Regions from separate parts of the Homo sapiens genome. Here regions 1 and 3 are each linked to region 2. The links are chromatin loops, found by intact Hi-C in ENCODE. Cell type or tissue: HCT116. All regions are shown on one strand. Region 1 overlaps FNDC1 (fibronectin type III domain containing 1). Region 2 holds the start of LOC101929142 (a long non-coding RNA gene). Region 3 has its middle 83 kb from the start of SOD2.

Region 1 (8,000 bases), 250 kb before region 2:
TGTCTCTGCTCAATGATTTATGTTCCAGCTGACTCACATAAGACCAGTGTGTGTGTTCTCAGTAGATCTGCTCATTTTACTGGACTATACTTTTGGACTAAAAACAAAAAAAAAAAAACCTTTAAAACAATTACTACTTTGATTATTGGGGAAAGTATTTGTTGAACATACCATGGTGTTCTCTTAGTAGCCTATAGGAATGGGGTGCCCAGTGACTGGTTGGGTAGCTCCAGCTAATCTACAAGTGGATATTCCTTTTGGTTAGATTCAGGACGTTGGAACCAGGTGTCTGCCATTTCAGCATCTCCAAAGGCTATTGATTTATGTGTTCTTGAAGGGCATGCTGAATTGTGATATTAGATTTTGTTTTTATGTCTTAGTGTTGAAATGTTAGCCTAGCTGGGAATTTTCCAATCTAATAAAATTAGTCAGAATTGGTGATGGGGTTAATGTATATATGGAGGAAGAATGCTTGGGAACTAACTGCCTTACACAATTAAAGAGGTGCTCCTTAGCCTAACTGGATCCCCAAATGAGGGCTTACAATGTGGTTAGTGGCATATTCTAAAAGAGGGCAAGGTGGTAGTCACATGATCCATAACCCTTGTTTCCAAACATACCAGCTCTTATTTGATATACAAGCAAAATTTTAAACACTAAGTATTGATCACCAGAATACACTGCTTTGGGAAAGTTTATAGTGAGGGCATTTCTTGAGATTAACTGGCTTAGCAAGAGATTTCTCAAAACTGATTAATGTAGCAAGTAAAAAAAACAACAGACACAGAGGATAGCAGCGATGGTGTAGCATGGCCAGGCTTTGTCTGGAGGAGCAAGGCTTAGACATGGAAGAAAAATTAGGACCCAAAATAGAAATCAGTTAATGATTCATTGTAAAGGCAAGGAAAGCCCGTCTTTTCAACATTACAGTGAAAAAGCTTTCTGGAGGAGAGTTATAAATAGCACATAATGTCTCTCTGCTATATTTTTATACTGACCTTTAGCTCTTTCCTGAGAATATATAGTTTTGGCCTAAAGGGGACAAAAGGAAATAGATAAAAAGGGACACTGTAAAACATCCAAGATTTCTGGCGGGCAGTCTCACAACATGGAATGTTTTATTTTAATTTCTTGAGACCTTTTGGTATGAAATGTGGGGAGGAATATGTGGTTAGAGTATTGATACCCTTGGGGGAAAAATGTCCTTACTAGAATTAGTTACCAAGAAATGCATGTTTGAAGCTCAGCAGCTAATTGTTGAGGCTCAGGGTCTGAAGACCTCATGTGCATGATGGCAAACTCTAAGTGGTCTACTGTCTAACCACTTTTGTGTCCTGCCCTCTTTAAGAAAAGGAAGTGCCCAACAAGCCCTTGCGTGTGCGTGTCCGGTCCTCAGATGACAGGCTGTCCGTTGCGTGGAAGGCACCACGCCTGTCTGGAGCCAAGAGTCCACGCAGATCACGGGGTTTTCTCCTGGGCTACGGGGAGAGTGGCCGGAAGATGAATTATGTTCCACTGACAAGAGATGAACGGACACACGAAATTAAAAAGCTAGGTGAGTTTCATATTCATTGGTATTCAATGTTTCCATGGTCTTTGGGATCATTTCAATATTTAGAAGCTCATTCATGACAGAGCATTATATTTTAGTTGTAATGTCCACTTGCCAGATGTTACAATGATTTGAATCTCTACTGTTTCTTCCATGTCCATCCTGGACGCCATCATTTTAACCTTCTGTTAGTGGCAGCCCCAGGCTGCCTTCCTAGTGCCTGTCAGTTGCTTCCTGATCCGACAGCACAGACTCCTTGAGTCAGGCCATTTTCCTGGACTTGAGAGTAGGGCCAGTCTTGTCATCTTGGCTGTTTTTGTCATTTTGTTCTTTGAAGCTTTGTCTTAGAATCCTAGGACACTGGGCCTTGGGTCCCATTAAGATGAGACATGGTAGCCGAGTGAAACTGCAAGTCAGGCTTTATTAGGGTTCTCTAGAGGGACAGAACTAATGGAATACACACACATATATAAAGGGGAGTTTATTAAGTATTAACTCACACAATCACAAGGTCCCACAATAGGCCATCTGCAGGCTGAGGAGTAAGGAGAGTCAGTCCAGGTTCCCAAACTGAAGAACTTGGGGTCCGATGTTTGAGGGCAGGAAGCATCCAGCACAGGAGAAGGATGTAGGCTGGGACGCTAGGCCAGTCTCTCTTTTCACATTTTTCTGCCTGTTTATATTCTAGCTGTGCTGGCAGTTGATTAGATTGTGCCCACCCAGATTGAGGGTGCGTCTGCCTTTCCCAGCCCACTGACTTAAATGTTAATCTCCTTTGGCAACACCCTCACAGACATACCCAGGGTCAATACATTGTATCTTTTTTTTTTTGAGACGAAGTCTTGCTCTGTCTCCCAGGCTGGAGTGCAGTGGCGCAATCTTGGCCCACGGCAACCTCCGCCTCCCGGGTTCAGGCGATTCTCCTGCCTCAGCCTCCCGAGTAGCTGGGACTACAGGCACGTGCCACCACACCCAGCTGATTTTTGTATTTTTAGTAGACACGGGGTTTCACCATGTTGGCCAGGCTGGTCTCGAACTCCTGAATTCAGATGATCCACCCACCTCAGCCTCCCAAAGTGCTGGGATTACAGGTGTGAGCCACTGCACCAGGCCAATACTTTGTATCCTTTAATCCAATCAAGTTGACACTCAGTATTAACCATCACACAGGCCATCCTCCCTTTTGTCCAGCCCCTTATTGGGCAAAGGAAGCACTGGCCAGGGAATGCTGATGGGAACCTTTGCTGTGACTGGAAGAGATTATGTGCTCCTTCTGGCCTGGAGGGAGTTCTGATCTTTGCAGGCCGTATTCATCCATAAGCCTGGATAGCGGACATAGGCTTGGCTCTCTGAGGGGCACGACTTGTCGACTTATCCCTCGGGCCTGATGCTTCCTGCTTGTGGAGATAGTGCCAAGAGCCGTCTCACCCCTGCTCCCTGCTTCTCTCATTGGTGAGTTGGAAGGAGCATGGGGCAAGCATAACTGGGCCCTTTCATCTCTGCCCCTCGTGGGGAAACCGGGCCACAGAGAGCACACGCAGGGCCCAGGGCTGCTTGAGCAGAGAGCCTAATTCTGGGTTCCGTGTAAAGTACACTTGCCCTATGTTCTCCAGCTTGCTTCTTACTTACTGTCATGTAAGGGGGCTTTCAGCCCCCACAAATGACTGTTCTGGCATTTCCTAATCAGTTCAGTACTCAAGCAAGGAAAAGGATGTGATTGATTGGGCCTTCTAGAAGACTCCAGTAAGATCCAGGCTCTCTTCCCTTACCTGGAGGGGCCTCTTCCCTTATCTGGAGGGGCCTCTTCCCTTACCTGGTCTCTTCCCTTGCCTGTAGGCAGGGTCTCAGCTTCCTGCCCCGTGGTGTGGAGGCTGGAGGTGGGAGCGGTGGGGAAGGTGCGTGTGCTATGTGGGGATGCGCTGCTGAGAAGGCAGCCTGGCACCCATTGCGTGGCACCTACTTAGTCTTAAAAGGTAAAATCCTTCAGACAAGGAGGGGGATGGGCAGTGTGACTGAGATGGATGAGACCAGACAAGGGCGTGGTAAAGGAGGAGAGGGGAGAGTTGCCTAGGAGGAGAGATGCCGGCCTGCACAGAGAGAAACAGGGGCTCAGGAGACAGCCAAGGCTGGCGCGGAAACAGAGCACTTGCTTGGACGGAAGCCCGGCGAGCCCACACTCCTAGGCGCTCTGAGAGCTCCTAACTCTGAGGAAGGCACAGCCATGCATTTCGGAGCCTGGATAAGCAGCTCTGTGCTCTTCAGTACCTCCGAGGCCAGCCCCCTGGGTCCAGGTAAGCTGACTCTACTTTGTGTGATGCGGGCCAAATTCTACCCCGCATATCAGCAGTTTGGATTTGATCTGGTGGAGACATTGGGTGGATGGTCACATCAGATCCCTTCCCTGATACAGCCTAGGACGTCCCTTTTCTGTTTGTTGCTGTTCAGCCACCTGCTGAAGACTGTCTTGGAGGAGCTCTGCTGCCTGGTGGGTGTTCCAGGCACGGGCTGGCCGCATGGCATTTTGTGTGTTTACATGGTCTCCACATGGTGGCGTAGGCAGCCGAGAGAGCCAGGCGCAGCGTCAAAGCCAGCCCAGCGTATGGACTCCAGCTATTCAAGCAAAAAGGAGACCAGCCACCCCTCTGTTGCAGCGGCATGTGAAATGTCAAGGGAATGCAGGAAGCAAAAGTAGAAACTCTAGAGTGATGTGCTTTGCCAAGCATGACTTTAGAATTAGCAGCAAGACCTTGAATTAGAGACTCAACCCCCTGAAGCCACAGAGTAATTTGTATACCCTTCAGTCATTCCTTCCTGAGCCACCCCTACACAGGTGAGCTGACCGTACTTTGGTGATGCGGGCCAAATTCTGCCCGGCATATCAGCAGGGAAATAGAGTCCCTGGTTTTGCATCTCCGCTGTTGCAGGGGAGCTTTGTTTCAACGGACAGCTTGCTTTGTTCTGAGCCTTCCGGGAACGGCACACACTAAAGTGGCACTTAGCATCAACAAGTGTTTCAACTGGCTGGATCTGTTGTTGTTGTTGTTTTTATTTCTTCAGTGGTGAACTGCTGGCTCACCGGAACATAGTGGAAGGATGTTTTTTGCTGCCTGAACGTGAGCAAATATTGGACCTGAGATCGGGGTGGGCTCCGGTCCCCACCTGGGTGGACCGGACAGCCTCTTGGGCTTCTGGTAAAATGAGTTAGCTCTTAAATTTTCACACATATAAAGCACTAGACTTGCTACCGTGAATGATGTAAGAGATCACCGTGAGGAGGAGGGCTCCTGGAAGCTTGCCCCGTCGCGGGGAAAAGCGGGTGCAGGATGGGGCTGAAGTGGATTCTCCTCGCGGTGTTGGAATGGACCTGCCGTGTCATGGGAAGCCTGTCTACGCACTTATCCTGCATGGGATTTTCAAGCCGTTTATACCAGAGAGGCCACAGAACCCTTGGTACTACAGAGTGGTCGCATGTTAAGGAACCTTGAGGGGTGGGCCTTATGTCCTGCAGTGGAGCGCCACTCTCCGAGCCACTCTCTGTCACTAAACACGTCTTACTGGGCATCTCATGCATCAGACGCGATCCCAGGGAGGCACCAGTGTTGAACTGACTGTCAAAGGAGGCCCCACAGAGAAGGTGGCATTTGGGCAAAGACTTGCAGCCGGAGGGGCTGTGGAACTGTCAGGGGAGAGGAGGCTGCAGGACAGGGAGCTGAGAGGGAGCAAGGGACTTCCTTCTACAAGTCACCAAGGAGCTGTGGGAGTGGGGGAGGACATTTGTGCCACGTCCATTACACACTTGAGGTCGGAAAGTGGGCAAATGTGGTGGCACTGACTGGGGGTTCCTGGGGTCACTGGGCTGATGATGTGGGGGCCATTTTGGGAATTTCAGTTTCCCCTCTTTTTTTTTTTTGTGACAGGGTCTTGCTCTGTCACCCAGGCTGGAGTGCAGTGGCGTAATCTCAGCTCACTGCAACCTCCCCCTCCCGGGTTTAAGAGATTCTCCTGCCTCACCCTCCCAAGTAGTTAGGACTACAGGCACCTGCCACCATGCCCAGCTAATTTCTGTATTTTTAGTAGAGGCAAGGTTTCACCATGTTGGCAAGGCTGGCCTCGAACTCCTGACCTCAAATGATCAACCCACCTTGGCCTCCCAAAATGCTGGGGATTGCAGGCGTGAGCCACCTCACCCGGCCATTTCCCCTCTTTATTCAGTAATCAGGGGCACAGAAAGAGGTCATCTTGACACCATTGCATGTTCATCATATCTCTATGAGGAAGAGACAGCTTGCTGGGTGGCTGTGGCCTGGTCAGCTCTGCACCCGCCCCTCCTCATCTGCAGTTATTGAGAGCCAGGCTTTGGTGCCCGCAGATCTGGGTGGGCCCGCTTCCTTGTCTGTGAAGTGAAGACAACAACAGTAGCTTCTGCGCGGGGCTTTGTTGAGACTCAATGAAGATGCGCGCGTGAGAAGCTTAGCACAGGGGAGAGCTGTCATTGTGTTTACTGCAGAATAAAACTTTTTCTTAATGATAAACTTGGGCCGAGTTTAGTTTCAAGAGTGCAGCAAATCAAGAAATCTGGGCATTAAAAAAAAATCTCAGAACTTTAAGAAATACATTGAAGGCATATACAAATTTCAGTTGTGGGAAATTATTCGTTTCTTGAGAAATGATGGGACACTGCTTTCCATTAGTTACTTACAATGTGTCCCTGGACTGTGAGGTCGAATGGCCATTTTTGTTTGTTTGTTTGTTTACTTCTGGCGAGATTCCATTGTCAATAGCACCGAGTAATGAACAGATCTGAAGTGACTCCTCCATATAGAAGCTTAGTTTGATGTTCTGTGCATTCAAGTGTTACAAACTATTCCCTCCCTTTTATAAAACATTTTAAAATCTTCTGGTAGAATAAGAGGTGAGTGCCGAGTGCCTCCGTATAAATAATTTACTCATTTATGGCTAGAGTATCACCCGCTTTCTCTCTGTAGAGAGCAGGCTGTCAAATATTATCCTCTTCCTTTGAAACCTCTGATTCTTCTACAGCAGCTCACTGTCCATAAACAGTCCCTCTGTGTGAGAATTTTGAACACAAGTCTTCTTTCACGTTTAGCACAACATGCTTGTAAAGACAAAAGAGGGATTTCCTGCTGCCATCTGAACATGTGCAGTGCCTGAAGGAGAGTGCGTGCTCTCAGCTCCCCTTAGGATCTTAGTGTCACTTCCGTTAACTTACTTAGGTCCTACCTGATATTATAACTATTGGCACTAGAAATAGGCCAGATCGCCTCATTTTTATTCTTGAAAAGATTAAAGCTGCAACAGGAGCCTTGGTCAGAGAGTCTGGAGTGAGGCATTAGCAATTTTGGATTCAGGATAGATTGTAAGTTATTAAGTGTGTGACCCTGGGCAAGTCACTCAATTGTTAGGGCTTTATGTTCTTATTTGTAAGATAAGAAGGTCAAATAAAAAATAAAAAAGGTTTTACCTGGGTCTCAGACTTTATGATTCCATAGTAATTGAGAGGACAAGTTTTGTTCCATCATTGCATTTTTTTCTTCAAGTGCAATGGCCCCTGGTATACACTGGATTGGTTCCAGCATTCCCTGAGTATACCCAAATCCGTGCAGACTCAAGACCCTGCAGAATCCACGTACAGTAAAGGCTGGCCCTCCCTGTGCACGGGTTTGGCACCTCTGGAATACAATCCTATCTGCATCTGGTTGAAAAGAATCCACGTATAACGTGGATCTGCACAGTTCAAACCTGTGTTGTTCAAGGACCAGCTGTTCAATTTTCAAGTTCAGGCTAAGTTGCATGCTAGTGGGACCCTCGGAGGGTGCGGGCAAGAACTGACTGAAAGAACCATCCAGAAATAAGGGGTACATTTAAAGTCTTCCATGTGCTGTTAGCAAATCTTCAGAGACTCTGTTTTGAGGATTTTAGTTTTGAAGGGCACAGCATTCCACAGGGAAAGAAAGACCTGGGCTACTCATGTTGCACATTGGCTATTCTTTTCTTTTCTTCTTTCTTTCTGGTGACAGATTAAAAACAGAGTAACCTCCTCTTCTCAATTTTGGAAGTAGAAAGAAATTGGGGGAATTATGTGGGTAAACGTGTTATTCTTTTCTTTTTTAAAGCATTTATCTCTTTTTGATGATTTTGTTTTTGCTTATCTCTTTTTGATGCTGATGAGGTAGAAACCTATTTTTCAGGAATTACTGGTAAAAAATCAGTTCCCTATTTTCTAACATAATAGTGTTCTTTTTGAGTTTAATTCCTGCAGTTCTTGGGCTCGCCCTTCATAGTCCTCAAGAAGTGGGAATACCCCCAGAAAGAGGAAACGGAAAAAGGGGAAGGGGAGGAGGAATGCAGAACCCCCGCTCCAGCCCCAGGGGATGTGTGTTCCTGAGAAATGGAAGTCAGAATCTCATCCCTCACTCCCTGGTCCACA
Region 2 (8,000 bases):
CTATTATAATTCCCATTTTAAACACAAACAGTTAAGCAACAAGCCCAAGGTTGTACAGCCAATTCACTGTGAAGCTAAAAGCTGATGGCAGAGTGAATTCAGTGTAGGCCTTGTTTTTTCTGACTCCAATAGTTATGCTCTGCTCCGTCCACTCTGGGTGGCTTCTGCAACAAGGATCCCAGCTCAGAGTCTGCCACAAGGGTCAGGAACCCTCATGAGAGAGCCTGTGCTGCCCATCATGCCCTAGGACAGACAGTTGACCCTGGGGCCAAGAGCTCTGCACAAGGACCTAGAGGCACCCCTGGTTAATGACATGCTTTCAGTGATGCTGGCAAGCTTTGGAAGTGGCAAAGAAAAATGATGCCCTGGGGAGCCAGCAGGATCACTGTGGTCACTTGCAAACATGTGAGATGCTGGGAGCCCTTTGTATAGAAGCAAGGGACTGCGTGGAAGGAGTGGGAGGTAGTGGGGATTCAGAAATGGAACTTGTGTGCCCAGAGGCTGTCGGCAATCCCATTGAAGCCAAAGCCACCGTGGCCTAGGGAAAAGTGACTTCCGTCTTTCCTTTTTAGGTAAATTGATGTGGGGCTATTCAGGGCACCCCCGCCTCCAATTCCACACATTGTGTAGGCAGCTCATGGCCTCAGGCATGGATGGGGCTTGAAACCCAGCCCAAGCATTATTTGCCAAGCAGGGTGTCGGCAGAGCTGTCTCCACCTCGCACTGGGCCTTTGACCTCATACCCTCCCCTCCCTACCTGCTCCTGCAGCTCCAGCCACGCTGGCCCCCTTGCTACTCCTCCAAGGATGAGGCTTACCCTGGATGCAGGGTAAGAGCCTGCATCTCTGGCTCTTCTCTCTGCCTGGAAAACTTGTTCCTATCTCCCAGGTCAAGTCCTTTTCCAATGCCTCCTTCTCTAGATCATCCTGTGAACAATTACAATCCCAATCCTCCCACCCACTCCCCTTAGGGGAACAGCGATCTGTGTTTATTAATCTGTTCCAAGGACCTAGAACACTCCTGGAAAATAGTAGCTCTCAGTAAATGTGTTGCATTGAGCAAAATCACTAAATGGGCGAACAGTGGATTTAGTTTTACAATGGAAGAACTAAAGCCTGAGAGGCAAAGTGACTTTGACCAAGATCGCTTACAGATTTTCTTTCCCCTAAGTGCCCTAACTTCCACAGCTAGCCTTGAAGTCCTTCAGTTCAGCCCAAACAAAACTCTCCCCCAGTGATGCTAATCTCAGATAGGTACAGATCTGGTAAAGCAACTGGAAAAAGGTAGGAATCACAAATAAGCATAACTCAGGCAGTAAGTTTTAGACACATATGCAATGCATGAGAAATAAAACTATCTCTTCTGAGCAGCAGGCAGATTCGTATACCTTCTCTTTCCTACCCTCCCAAGAACAACTATTCAAAAACAACAAAGCCACCAGGAGGCCAAGTCCCCAGAAACCACATGATTTAATAGCTCAGATCCATCTCTAACCCATCCCCTCCTCTCTGTAAACAGCCCCACACTGGCAGAGATCATTCCAAGCGATGAGACGAAGCGAGCTGCCCCAGGGAATGTTCGAAACCACAGCTTGTTAGGAATGCCCAATACAGTGAACACCTCTGTGAAATATTTCCCTCTCTCACCAAGCATTTGCAGAGAACAAACAGACAATACATAATTTTGGAGCAGATTTATTTTTTTCCATGATCTTTGCTCTCTTTTAACAAGCAACCTGTTGTGTATGTTAGCTTAAAATAAAATCAAATCCTGACAATGATTATCAAAATCTAGAACCCCAAGTATAAAAGCTATCTCTCAGTAAGCAGTATTCTGGGATTTCAAATACAAGGTCCATAGATCCTCAAGGGATCCTTGCATGGAATTCAGTGGTCTGTGGACCCTCTAAAATTGTATACAAACTTTTGTGGCTATATGAATATCCACACAGTCTTTGAAATTCAAAATTAGGTACCACATTTTAATACCTTATCAAAATTTTTGATACCAAAACCTAATTTACAACATATTAAATTTTCTCTTGTGGGGGTGCTGTTATCAAGACACAATACCCTAGCTAAATAAACATTTAGTTTGGTTAACCACACAGAGGACATAATAAATTAATTTCCCAATTGCTATTCCATGCTGTTGACAAAATTATCAGTTTGGTCTTTAACTCTCTCTCTCTCTCTCTATCAGTTAGCCTTGTGCAAAACACTATTTTGCAAAGCAGATATTTTTAACCACACTTTGCAGATGTGAAACCTGAGACTCAGAGAGGTAGTAAGTTATTGGGGCCCTCCGCTGGTAAATAGAGGGACCAAGATCCTAAAACCAGCCTATTGGGTCCTGAAGCCTGTGTCTCTTCAGTGAGGCAAACCACTATCTGTTGAAATTTATAATTTGTTTCCTGAAATGAAGAATTTCAGTCCAAGATTTTCCTTTAGTGGTGGGATGGTTAAACAAGTATATTTCACACCAGCAATTACATTCGTGAAATATTTTTAAATATTGGTGGTTCTGACATGGTAAAAGTCGTTATAATGTATTTTTTCTAATTTTAGCTCTGAACAATCAATTAATGGCAGCCTAAAATGCGGCTGTAACCCAGTTTAGAACTTTCCAAGAATCCTCCCATTGGAGCCAGATGAAGCAGCCTAATGTAGCAAATGAGAACTTCTGAGTCCAGAGCGGGGCAAGCTCCAATCTGCCAATAGCCTTGCCAAGAGAGCTGGAGGAAGTGGGGGAGTCACGTAACCGCCTACCTCCTCTTTCCCAAAACAGGAGCCACATACCAACCTCTCAGCAGGGTGGGTTGGGGCCACAAGACTTAGGGCCTACCTCTCCTCGGTGGCCAATGACATTTAAAGAAAACAGTTGACTGCATCTGTGAAGATGTCATAACGTGGAGCTTCCCTGGGAGAAAATAATTTGGGAAGGGAGGGAGACATTACTGATATCTTTAAAACACAGAGTGTTCAAAATGAGAGAACCACGTGCTTCTCTCCATACCACTGGGGTGGTTTTGGTGCCCGTCTTTGGTGTGCATTGCGGGTCTTTGTGGGGCCTGTGGTAACAACTCATGATTCATCAACTACAAGTTACCATCACAATTTCCAAGTCATTGGGAAGTATTTCATCCCCCAGAGCGGCAATTTTCTCCATCAGCAAGAGAATCAAAAGGAAGTGGGAACATCTGGCTCGATATGAAAGCCTGAGAGTGCCCCGACATACACAGGCTACGGAGAAGTCGGCCCCTTGCAGATATTGGAAAGCAAAGCTCCGTCTACCTTCGCCAGCCACAGTTTCCAGCATCGCTTCCAAAAATCAATCTTGCATATTTGCTGGCGGACCCACTTCTAAGTGATTGGATTCTAGCACACTCCAATCAAGCATCAGCTTTGGTTCTTATGACGCAGTCACTAACATCACACACGACCAAAACAGCAGGGCGCTCTCTCAAGTCTCCTCTTACTGTGCCATCGTGGGGAACAGTCTCATGTGAGTGCAGGCGTGGGCCGGCTTCCCTTAGTTGGGAAGGGAGGGAGATATTATTCATATCCTCTCCACAGTGCACTCGCTTCTTCATGCTCATGTAGAAACACAGACATGTGCCTGTGGCTAGAACTCTTATCCAGGTTGATTTAACCTAGAGAAATGACGCTTTAATGTCACCATCAAAAAGCTAACCAATAGTTCTTAATGGAGGGATTACTGCCCCCTAGAGAGCATTTTGGAAATGTGTAGGGGCTTTATTTTACTTTATTTATGTATTTATTTGAGAGGGAGTTTTGCTCTTTCGCCCAGGCTGGAGTGCAGTGGCACGATCTCGACTCACTGCAACCTCCGCCTTACGGTTTCAAGTGATTCTCCTGCCTCAGTCTCCCGAGTAGCTGGCATTACAGGCTTCCACCACCACGCCTGGCTACTTTTTGTATTTTTAGTAGAGACAGGGCTTCACCATGTTGGCCAGGCTGGTCTCGAACTCCTGACCTCGTGATCCACCCACTTGGGCCTCCCAAAGTGCTGGGATTACAGGCGTGAGCCACCGCGCCTGGCCCTGTTTTACTTTATTGATAGTCATGAAGATGGGGTGTGACCTCATTTAGTGGGTGGAGGCCTGGAATACTAGAGGGCCCACAATGCAGAAGACGATCTTGTGGAACTTTTCAATGTCCCACCAGACAGTTATGCAGGTGACAAACTTGTTTATAATTTTCTGAGCCTGGAACCCAACTCCACTTTTACATATAACTACAAATTATTTACAGTTAGGATGGAGAATCACTCTTCTAGCACATAATTAGGGGTTCTAGGAATGTCTGGTGTCAGCCAGGAAAGGGTCCAAGCTCTGAAACGAAATCATCAGGCTTTGAAATTGGGCTCTTCCATTTACCAATCTGTGCCTCAGTTTCCTCCTCTGTCAAATGGGGCTCACAACAGCACCTGCTTCATGAGATGTGAGAATTAAATTAATGCATATTAAGCCCTTAGAACAGTGCCAGTTGTTTCTCACCTTGTGACAACGAAAGAAATATTAGAAAAATATTCAGTATAATCCCATTCCTCTGAAACAGCATCCAAATGTCACCTGTTAGTAACATCTCTAAGATGAGAGAATGTTCTAATTTAACACTGCTATTTTCCTTCAAGGTGGCAAACAACAATCATTCACATTTTTACATCTTTTAGTAGAGTTCTTGATTTAGTAAAAATCAGACTTAGGTCAAGTTGGACATTACTGAACTGCTGGCCACACTGCAAGCCCAGGTTAGAGCTGGAGTCAGTCCCAGAGAGACTGGAAGGAGAAAGTATCCCACACTCATTTTAAAGTAAATAAAAAGATTCTCAAGTATATTTCTCCATCTTTCAATATTTTGAGCATTTTCAGACACTTAGAGAGTGTGAGCAAAAATATTTAATCTTTAAGTTAACAGAGGGGCTTAAAAACAATAAGATACTGCAGCAATCTGAGGACTGAGGGGCTTCAGGATGACTTTAAGAAGAGACTTCTGCAGAGCTCAGATGCTCGATACGCAAAGGAAATCTGTCGGAGCGGCGTCCAGCTAGCTCCGTGCGTGCACAGACACTTGAGCATTATTTTCCTGGCACTCAGCAATTCATTCCCCAGACCTGAGAACATCATCTAAATCTTAATTGACGCCATAGCTACACTTGACTGGGAGAGGAAGACGAGTCCAGGCTCCATATGTATGTAAATCACATATTATAATTGGATCTGTAATTCTCATTCCCTTATTCACTTTTTCTAATTTAATTCACAATAATATATAGATATAAGGTATAGGTTATTGTAAATTAAATTAGATATATAATATGTGTGTTTAGATACAGAGAGACAGAGACAGTGTGTACCATTTTATAATATGAGAGCTCTGCATCTTCTAAGACCTGAGGAAGGTCATCCCAGCTTTCTGTCAGGAAAGGAAACAGCACTTCTCAAAAAATAGAAAGGTAACATGTTCACCTAGTGCTCCAGCACCTCATCCATTCTGGGGATGCTGTAGCTGCCATTTTTTTTTTTATAATTGACTTCCCCCTATACTCAGTTACTTCTAGAATGGGACTCAGCAAACCTTTCCTTAGAAAGAGAGAAATAGTAAATATTTTAGGCTTTGTGGACTGTCTCTGTGTCTCTGTTTTCTTCCCTTTTTTTTTTTTTGAGACAGAGTCTCACTCTGTCGCCCAGGTTGGAGTGCAGTGGTGCGATCTCCGCTCACTGCAAGCTCCACCTCGTGGGTTCACGCTATTTTCCTGCCTCAGCCTCCCGGGTAGCTGGGACTACAGGCACCCGTCACCATGCCTGGCTAATTTTTTTTTTTTTTTGTATTTTTAGTAGAGACGGGGTTTCACCATCTTAGTCAGGATGGCTCAATCTCCTGACTTCGTGATCCGCCCGCCTCGGCCACCCAAAGTGCTGGAATTACAGGTGTGAGCCAGCCACCGTGCCTGGCCTTTTTTTTTTTTTTGGCAGAGTCTTGCTCTGTCACCCAGGCTGGAGTGCAGTGGCATGATCTCGGCTCACTGCAACCTCTGCCTCCTGGGTTCAAGTGATTCTCCTGCCTCAGCCTCCTGAGTAGCTGGGATTACAGGTACACACCACCACACCCTGCTAAGTTTTGTATTTTTAGTGGAGACTGTGTTTCACCTTGTTGGCCAGGGTGGTCTTGAACTCCTGACCACAAATAATCTGCCCGCCTTGGCCTCCCAAAATGCTGGGAATACAAGCGTGAGCCACTGTGCCCGGCTTCTTCTTCTTCTTCTTTTCTTACAACCATTAAATTTTAAAAAATCATTTCTGCTAGATGTAGCTTGTGACATAGTTTACCAACCCCGGCTTTAGAATGGGCCTAATAGTATTGCCCAGGATGGATTCAGCTCACGTGAAGGCTTGCATTCTTTGGCAGAGCATGATATGGAGCTGGAGAGGAGGGGAGAGGAGAACAGAAGGCAAGGTGGGAAAGGACACCTGGCAGAGACAACATCTGGATCCTGAACCTGGAGGAGAAATCCACTTATATCTCACTTTAGATTTGCCAGCTGCTTTTATTTTTATTTGGACTTACAGAAAGGTGAGGCTGGGTGTGGTGTCTCATGCCTGTAATCCCAGCACTTTGGGAGGCCGAGGCAGGTGGATCACGAGGTCAGGAGATGGAGACCATCCTGGCCTACATGGTGAAACCCCATCTCTACTAAAACACAAAAAAAATTAGCTGGGAGTGGTGGTGTGCGCCTGTAGTCCCAGCTACTCGGGAGGCTGAGGCAGGGGAATCACTTGAACTGGGAGGCAGAGATTGCAGTGAGCTAAGATCACGCCACTACACTACAGCCTGGGCAACAGTGAGACTCCGTCTCAAAAAAAAAAAAAAAAAAAAAGAAAGAAAGAAAGGAAGGAAGAAAGAAAGAAAGAAGGAAAGAAAGAAAAAGAAAGAAAGAAAGAAACAAACAAACAAAAAGAAAGGTAAGAGGCAAGAGGATTGGGAAAGAATTCTCCATGTATAGTGACCAGCCTTGAAAAACAGAATTAATACCTGCTGTTGGAGAAAAGGGCAGGCAAACTTACTGCCCATCATGAAAGATTTGGGTTCTCTGAGCTCAGGGATCTCCTCCTATAATGCAAGTCACTATGTGAATAAGTGTCATCTGGCCTTCTTCACACGCCCTATGGAAATTGGGGCTCAGGACAGATATGAACAACTGCTGATACTCTGCCTACTGCTATTGCTGTGAGTATTAAAGTCTTATGTTTCTGACCCAGGCATCTCATGACTGTCTACGCCTGTGCCTTGAACAGGAAGAATCTACAGAGAAAGGAACTAGGAATCAAGGAAGCATCCCCCAAAACATTCTGTGCCATCTTCAGATTCTCTTATGTTAATGAAACAATTTTATATAATTCTCAGGTTTTCCTCTTCAAAAGATTCAGAAGGCTGTGAGACATTTGAGAGCAATGACTATATTTTGTTTACCTTTGTGTCTGGCTTGGAATCTAAAACAATACCTAGCATAATATGGATATTTAGTAAAGAAAGAGAGGAAAGAAGGAAGGAAAAAAGGAAGGAAGGAAAGGGGGAGGGGAGGAAGGAGGAAGGATACGGAGAGCGAGGGGGAAGAAAGGAAAGAGGAAGTGCTCACTTATGTAAATACTGTTATAAGAATTTTCTATGACTATTCAATTTTTCAAAACACAGAGAAAAATCAGATATTTATAGCTCTGCCACTTTAAAGCATCAGATGAATTTATCTATGTCTTTCTTTACCCACAGGTTGAGAAGAAAATACGGGAGTGAACTGTAGCAATAAACGGTTTGTGGGTAATTTTGGTACTTTAATGTGGCTTCTAAAATGTGTACTACATGACTTAGGAAGGAATATTTAAGGAGCCCAGCTGCACTAACGTGGGTTGCTATTGTGTTATTACTAAAATAGCTGAGAGAGACTCTCTGTGCAGTCACCCTAAGTGAGTTATTTTGAGT
Region 3 (8,000 bases), 150 kb after region 2:
AGATCTGCAGTGAGCATTTGTGTCTAATAAAGATGCTGAAAACTGCCAACTCACCCTCATCAGAACCAGGTGAACAAAAAAAGGGGAAGGGTACTTAATGTGTGTAAGCAGTGCCAGGCAGTGACATAAGATAACTTGTTTGTACCACAAACAGTTCCAAAACATAGGCTTCATTATCTGTTTTACAAATAAGAAAACTCAAGCTCAGAAAGGCTATTTATTTACTTTTTATTATTATTATTATTATTATTATTATTATTATTATTATTATTATTAGAGATGGGATCTCACTGTGTTGCCCAGGCTGGTCCTGAATGCCTGGATTCAAGTGATCCTCCTGCCTTGGCCTCCCAAAGTGTTGGGATTATAGGCATGAGCCACCATGACCAGCCAAAAAGGCTACGTAATTTGTTTATGATCACAGCATTAAAAAAGCCATAATTTGAATTCAAGTTTATTTCTCACCTAGAAGCTTAAACTAATTCCACTATATCCGCTGCTCTGTGCGGTACTTGTTTACGAGGCAAATGAGAATAGAAATGGTTTTTTGGATCAACACCTTTAACCAGGTTGGAGTTTCCTTCTATTTTTAGTTAACTGAGAGATGTTATCATAAATGAATACTGAATCTGACAATGCTTTCTCTTGGTCTATTGCAATGAAAACATGATTTGACTTTAGGTTTTTTTTTTTGTTTTTGCTATGATATTTTGTTGTTTTTGTTTTAGTTTGTTAATGTGGTGAATTATACAGTTTGATTTTTACATTTTAAACCAATTTTGCATTCCTAGGATAAACTCCAGTTGGCTATAACATGTCATTCTTGTTATATATTGTTGGATACAATTTACTAAAAATTTGTTAAGAATTTCTGTAACTATTCTCATGATGATATTAGTCTGTAGTTTTCTTATAATGTCTTTGTCTGGTTTTATTATCCTTTATCATTTATTATAAGGTAATGCTAGCTTCACAGTGTGACATACGAAGTACTCTCTTCTTTAATTGTCTGGAAGAATTTGGGTAGAACTGGAATAATTTTTTTTGTAAATAATTGGTATGACTCATCAGTGAAACCATCTGTGCTTGAAGTTTTCTATGTGGGAAATTTTATAGCTACGAATTCAATGTTTTTAATACATACAGGACTATTTAAGTCATCTATCTCTTTTTGAGTGAGCTTTGGTAATTTACATCTCTCAAGGAATGTGCCCATTTCATCTAAGTTGTCAAATTTATTGGCATAAAATTGTTCACAATAGTCCTTTATTATCTTTTAATATCTGTAGAATCTGTAATGATATCACATCTCTCATTTTTTCTATTGGCAATTTGTGTCTTCTGTCTTTTTTTCCTGGTCAGTATGGCTAAGATTTATTAATTTTATTAATTTTTCTCAAAGATAAATATTCTCTATTGTTTTTCAAGTATATATTTTATTAATTTCTTTATTATTTCCTCTCTTCTACTTACTTTGAAATTAATTTGCTTTTTAAGAAATCGTTTGTTTCCTGAGTTGGAAAGTGAAGTCATTGATTTAAGACTTCTCTTCTTTTCTGATATAATTTAGTGCCCTAACTTTCCCAAGTACTACTTTAGTGTCATGTCATAAATTGTTATCTGCTGCATTTTCATTTTAATTCTGTTGAAAACACTTTTGAATTTCTCCTTTGAATTCTTTTTTGATTTATGAGGTTTTTTAGAAGTGTGTTGTTTGATTTTCAAAGATCTGGATTTTCTAGAATTTTTTTTGTTACTGATATCTAATTTAATTTCATTAGATGAGAGAACATTTACTGTATAAGTATTCTTATTTTCAACGTATTGAGACTTCTTTTATGGCTAATTATATGATCTATCTTAGTAAATGCTCTGTGTGCACTTGAAAAGAATGTGTATACTGCTATTGTTATGTGGAGTGTTCTATAAATGCTAATTAGGTCAGGTTCATTAACAGTGTTGTTCAGGTCCTCTTCTATATCTCTGACAATTTTTCTGTCAACTTGTTCTTTTCATTATTAATAAAGAGGTATTGAAATCTCTAACATGCTTGTGGCCTGGCTATTTGTCCTTGTAGTTCTATCAGTTTTTGCATTACATGTTTTGAAGCTCTGTTATTAGGCACATAAGTGTTTATAATTGTTATAACCTCTTGAATTGACCCCTTTATCATTATGAAATGATCTTCTTTATTTCTGTTAATTACTTTGTTCTCAAATCTACTTTGTCAGATATCATTATAGCCATCCCAGTTTTCTTTGGATTAATGTTCCCATTAGCATAGTGTTAGCATCCTTTTTTCAATAGTTTTACTCCAATTTGGTGAGAATTAGAAATCTTCTGGACATTTTTTTTTCTTTTTTAGAGTCTGATTCTAAAAGACAATTGACATTGCCTTTCCTTGGTCTCAGCTACATGGGATACAGTGGAGGTGGGAGGACTTTTCAGGTTCTTCCCAGCCTGTGACACTTCATATCAGTGGGCCTGGTGAGGCTAGGATAGCTCCGTAAGTTCCCATACAGTTAGTTACCTACTAGAGTTAGAATATTTGACCTATGAACCTCATCCCACCTTTTACCCTATTTGCTTCTGAATCTTCATATTCAGCCCAAGAAAACTCTCTCATTTTCCTGATTGGTCTCACTCTTCTAACTGTAATCATGGCATATCTAATTAGACAGTACCCAAAGGTAGTATAGGGAACAGGGTGGGGGCCCTTTTATTTGAAGTGAGCTTACAATCATGGGAGAGATTCAGCTGTGAGTGCAGTCAACTCTAAATGATCAACTGGTTGAGATACAACATAAAAAAGAAATTGGAGTTTACTGAGGTAGTGAGGCTGGGGAGGAAGAGAAAGGTAACAAGGTGCCCTGAAGACAATTAGTTAATAACTACAGATATTTATCTTTCTGTCTTGAGAGAGCTAAAAGCACTACCCAGGAGTAAATATTTGTCAGATGTTGGCATCAGCCAATGCTTCTTCTAAGCTCCTCTTCAGCCATTCATCAATGTGATGCAAGCTCTCTAGTGGCCATGGCTCCAGATCTTCTCTTCTCATTGGAACTCGCTTTTCGCCTCACCTACTTCTACCCACATGTGCATTGCTGCATTCTCTGACTTCATCTTAAAGTTGTCTCTCATTCTTCCCACTAAACTGCTGGAAACAGAGATAGTACAAACCTTACTCCCCAACCCTGAAACCCCAATGTATCTTGATGAGTACTTGTCCCATCCTTTTGCAAGGCCAGTGGGGCTCTGCTGCCACCTAACTTTTCAGACCAGCAGCACACCTTGCAGACCAGAGATTGCAAACTCATAGCCCCAGGCCAAGTCTGTCCTTCAAGGGTATTTATTGGACGATACATTGTACTTCTATCTTTAATTTCAAAAACTTTAAAAGTCAGGATATTTTACATTAAAATGTTAATTTCCAGCGTATCTTGAAAAATCAGAACCCCTGGCAACACAGGATTTGTCTTTCTAAATGGCAACTCTCTTTAAATGGGCACTTGCTCTCCTGGTGGTCACAGTCACCCCCAGCTGGGTTCCCTCACATTCTTTATCTGCTTGGTCCCTATGAACATTTGGCGCTGTTATTTCTGCTGCAGATGGAAACTTGTGCAGGATAAATATGGGCAGATGCTTTTTTTCCTCTTTGTTGGATGTCACAAACATAATGTCCAGATGTAAGAATTATTTTTAAGAGAGCAGGCGTATAAGACATTTGGACTAAATTATAAACTGTAATGACAAAACTCATCATTTTGCTTTGAGAAATATTGCTTTAAGCCATTTCCTTTAGGCTGCTCACCTGCCTCAATTCTCAGAACTATGATTCGGCCCTGTGTTCATCCTTCAGAATTTTTATGTTTAAAAGATTTGTTTGAAAACACTTAAATACTGACATACAAACTTTTTTTGGCCACAGCATTTTAAACGAAAATAGTATGGAAAGTACATCCCAAGGAAATTCTGAACCTTAAGAAAATGCATATTTTACCACATGTTTTCAATTATTTTGGAATGAAGTTGAAGCTGTGGAGACCAAGCTTGGCACTGGGAACCATTGGCCTGGTCACCATCCCCACAGCTTTCATCATATGACACACAACAGCCTTCCAAACAGAGCCTTCTGAGGTCAGCTTCCAAGTGTCATCTGGCCCAGTCCAGGCCTTTTACAAAGAGAGGAAAATATGTATTATCTACCCTCAAGCTCATGCCCCAGTGAATAAACCAGGATGTGAGATTCAGATGCTTCATTTGTCCTGCACATTGACTCTCAGAGGTGCCAGCTACCTTCCCACCATCTTCCAGGTTTCATTCTTCATTGGAAACAGAAAAGCCTATTAGGGTAAAACTTTATTTTTCTACATGTGTTGGCTTTGAGAGATGGTTTACTTTGAACACCCACCTAGGTTGAATGAGAGTCTTCCCTGACTCAAAAATGGCACAGTATTATTTATGGCCAAGTACAAAGTTTCTTTGGATGAATTATAGCAGAGATTCCATGAACCAACACCACATTCAAGGGACACTCGAATGGTCGAGTAGCAGTCGATTTAGTGTGTGCCAGGAGATCTCAAAGAGTCACTCCTTTAGATGTGTAGGGGAAGAATATTTTTTCTTCAACCCCCATAGGTTCTTAGTTGGAATGGACTCCTTAGAACTAAAGACAGATTAACAAGAGAAAAACAAACAGAAGCTTATGAACATGTATGTCTTGTATATACATGACATATAAGACACCCAGAGAATGAGTAATTCTCCAAGAGGTAGCCTTGATTTCAGCTTATATAGAGTCTTCAACAAAGAACAGTTAATTTTTAGAGAAGTGACAAAACAAAAAAAAAAGGACAAAACAAAGGAAAAGTTGCTAGGGGCAGCAACTAGTAAAAGGCAAATAAATGGCAGACGAAGGCTAGTTAGCAAAGCTTGCTCCTATAGATTCTTCTGGTACCATCTCCAGACAACAAAGGTCTAAAGTTGTGTTCAGTGGTTAACCTTCACTCTCTCTGGTAGAAGCGCGGCAGGACACCTTTTGTCTTTGCAAACCTATGTCCCACTTTAGGCAAATCGAGGTGGGGCAGAGAGCTCTCCTGCATCTGCTTTCTCTTGTCTTTAGTTCAACAAACCTTCATGTTCTGGGCTGCATGTTCTGGTCTCCCACAAACAGATGGCATTCCAGCCACTCCTCAAGAGGCCTGGCAGTTCTGCAGAAGTGTTCGTGGGCTGCCTCAAGGAGGAAAAGCCAAGAATGAGGGCTCAGCCCCCAACCCAGGCCTCAACTAAAGCAGCTCTGTCTTCATCTGATTTAATATTAGCCTTTAGAGTAATGTTTCGTTTAAAGAAAAAAATCCATGAACGAAACATTCAAAAACCACTGCTTAGGTACAGATAATATTTGGACACCTGAATACACTCCCACAAAAACTGTTGTTGTTTTTGAGACACAGTCTCACTCTGTCCCCCAGGCTGGAGTGCAGTGGCATGATCTCGGCTCACTGCAACCTCCGCCTCCTGGGTTCAAGCTATTCTCTTGCCTTAGCCTCCTGAGTAGCTGGGATTACAGGCATGTGCCACCGCACTCAGCTAATTTTTTGTATTTTTTAGTAGAGACGGGGTTTCACCACGTAGGCCAGGATGGTATCGATCTCCTGACCTCGTGATCCACCTCCCTCGGCCTCCCAAAGTGCTGGGATTACAGGTGTGAGCCACTGTGCCTGGCCTTTATTGTTTTTAAACAGCATGCAAGACCTACTATAACCATCCCTCACTCTTAGAGCTATTTCTTTCCTGAATTTAGTCATGGAAGTCCAGATTGACGTGTAAGGCTGCTTCTATTGAGAGACTGCTACCAGGCTCACAGTGTCAAATTTCCACTATAGCTTCAATTAATTATATATTTTTTGAGATTTTCATGTTTAACACCAAGCTACAAATATGAAATTTAAGAAAGATTACTGACATACAGAAAATAACATGAACAAAGTTTCTACGTATCTGACTCATGTTTAAGTCACATCTAATACTCAAAGTCCCTCAATTCATCATTCTAACAAAGGGAATGGCAACAAATGCACACACATTTGGATTTCTGATCACCTGGCCCACCACTGAAAACATGAAAACACTAGGTTACTTCTGAGTTGAGAACCCGACTAATCTGTTAAAAATGTGAATCCTCCTGTAAGTTGCCCCAACAAGCCGTTCTTCAGCTCTAGCTCCTTAATAAGGCGAAGCAGAAAGCTGAGCTCCGAATCCCAAGGGATGCGTCATTTCGGGCCAATGGGATGCCACTATGTGGTTTATTTGTTTTTTTGTTTTGTTTTGTTTTGAGACAGAGTCTTGCTCTGTCACCCAGGCTGGAGTGCACTGGCACAATCTTGGCTCACTGCAACCTCCACCTTCCAGGTTCATCAATTCTCCTGCCTCAGCCTCCCGAGTAGCTGGGACTACAGGCACATGCCACCGCATCTGGCTAATTTTTGTATTTTTAGTAGAGATGGGGTTTCACCACGTAGGCCAGGATGGTATCGATCTCCTGACCTTGTGATCCGCCCACCTCAGCCTCCCTAAGTGCTGGGATTAGAGGCGTGAGCCACCACACCCAGCCCTACGTGTTCTGTAACTGTTTCTCAAGTCCAAAACTAGAACCCTTGGTCTAACACATTTTCCTGTGTCTTGGGGAATATTTATGCTGAATATTTAAAATCTGGACTGTTTAGAAAGTTCTGATTGCACTTCCACCAAAAGCCCAGTGTCCCAGTGGGTAATACGGAAAGCCAGAAGACAAAAAAAGATGGGCGCCCCAGCAGCAGGGCAGACATATACATCGCGTGCCTCACCACTCACTCACCCTGAGTGCTGAGCTTCACCACTGCTTCTTCCCACAGGTAGCGGAACTGGGGACAGGTGTTGGATAATGTATTCGTCCCTTCTCACATTGTTATAAAGAGCTACCTGAGACTGGGTAGTTTATAAAGAAAAGAGGTTTAACTGACTCACAGTTCCACAGGCTGTACAGGAAGCATGGATGGGGAGGCTTCAGGAAACTTACAAATAAGGCTGAAGGTGAAGAGGAAGCAGGCATGGCCTTCACATGGCCAGGAGATGGGGGGTGGGTGCTATACACTTCTAAACAAGCAAGTCTAGGAGGATGGTGCTAAGCCATTAGAAACCATCCCCATGATCCAATAACCTCCCACCAGGTCCCACCTCCAACACTAACGGTCACAACTCGACATGATATTTGGGTGGGGACATGGAGCCAAACTACATCCACTACATTGGGAAAATGCCCTGAGCTGCTCAGAAACACCATCAGGACTTGGGCTTAGGAGCCAGTTTCTAAAACTATGCCACAACGCAGAAGATCCTATACGATTTCTTTCCAACAGAATCAATATTTCTCACTTTATTTTCCTTTTTGCCAATGTATAAGTTTCTCTTCAATATTTTCTATGTGACCCAACCCCACTTAATTCTGTAAACATTTCTGTTTGACTTTAGCAGACACTCACCACACACAAAGCAACAATAACATGCACACAGGGTGGGCTGAGAGAAGCACTGATACAGAAGAGCACAGGACAAACCAAAGGATGGAGGCTCCATGGACCCCCACTGCCTGGGTGACAGCGGCTGGAAGGCAGAGGCTATGGACAAACGGAAGGCCTCTGGAGGCCCCTTTCCCAAACCACAGCCAATCACCAATTTCTACCTGTGTTTAAGGTTGTTCATGTTCTTCTTATCGTAAAGGATGAGTGTGGAAAGATGACATCCTTGAGTCCTGCTAAATCCACCCTCTGTGAGTATAGTTTCTCCATGCAGGAGTAGGCACAAATATCCCAGCCCCTACTACAGGGAGCATAGTGCAGATATCTGCATTTAGCTAGAGGCTAGTCATGTACTTTCTTAAGTCATTACATAGAATTATCAACACATAGGCACTAAGGAAACTTGTTTTGGTGAAAGTTCAAGGGGGAAAATTATCGAAGTGT

Evidence for each region. Peaks named below come from ENCODE experiments on the same cell type or tissue, not always from the same donor. Only the 100,000 strongest peaks of a DNase experiment are listed, where the experiment ranks them.
Region 1: a loop joins it to region 2, with 5 times the contacts of the local background. A loop is called at or near these places in 5 of 110 quality-filtered maps.
Region 3: a loop joins it to region 2, with 2.3 times the contacts of the local background. A loop is called at or near these places in 3 of 110 quality-filtered maps.

The regions. Positions count from the first base shown.
Region 1 is chr6:159,213,597-159,221,596 of GRCh38, forward strand. FNDC1 (fibronectin type III domain containing 1) reads left to right here. Exons shown (of 23, transcript NM_032532.3): 5 at 1,349-1,555. Among named protein-coding and RNA genes, the nearest start is that of FNDC1-IT1, 23 kb to the right of the region's middle. In HCT116, a CTCF peak has its summit at 4,093; a DNase peak (open chromatin) is centred at 4,095; H3K27me3 peaks cover 1,665 bases.
Region 2 is chr6:159,459,916-159,467,915 of GRCh38, forward strand. LOC101929142 (a long non-coding RNA gene) reads left to right here and starts at 3,442. Exons shown (of 3, transcript XR_943178.4): 1 at 3,442-3,504; 2 at 6,432-6,596; 3 at 7,791-7,832. RefSeq lists an enhancer at 2,597-3,102. In HCT116, a CTCF peak has its summit at 3,700 (motif pointing left); a DNase peak (open chromatin) is centred at 3,686.
Region 3 is chr6:159,605,910-159,613,909 of GRCh38, forward strand. No RefSeq gene overlaps it. Among named protein-coding and RNA genes, the nearest start is that of SOD2, 83 kb to the right of the region's middle. In HCT116, a CTCF peak has its summit at 3,263; a DNase peak (open chromatin) is centred at 3,282.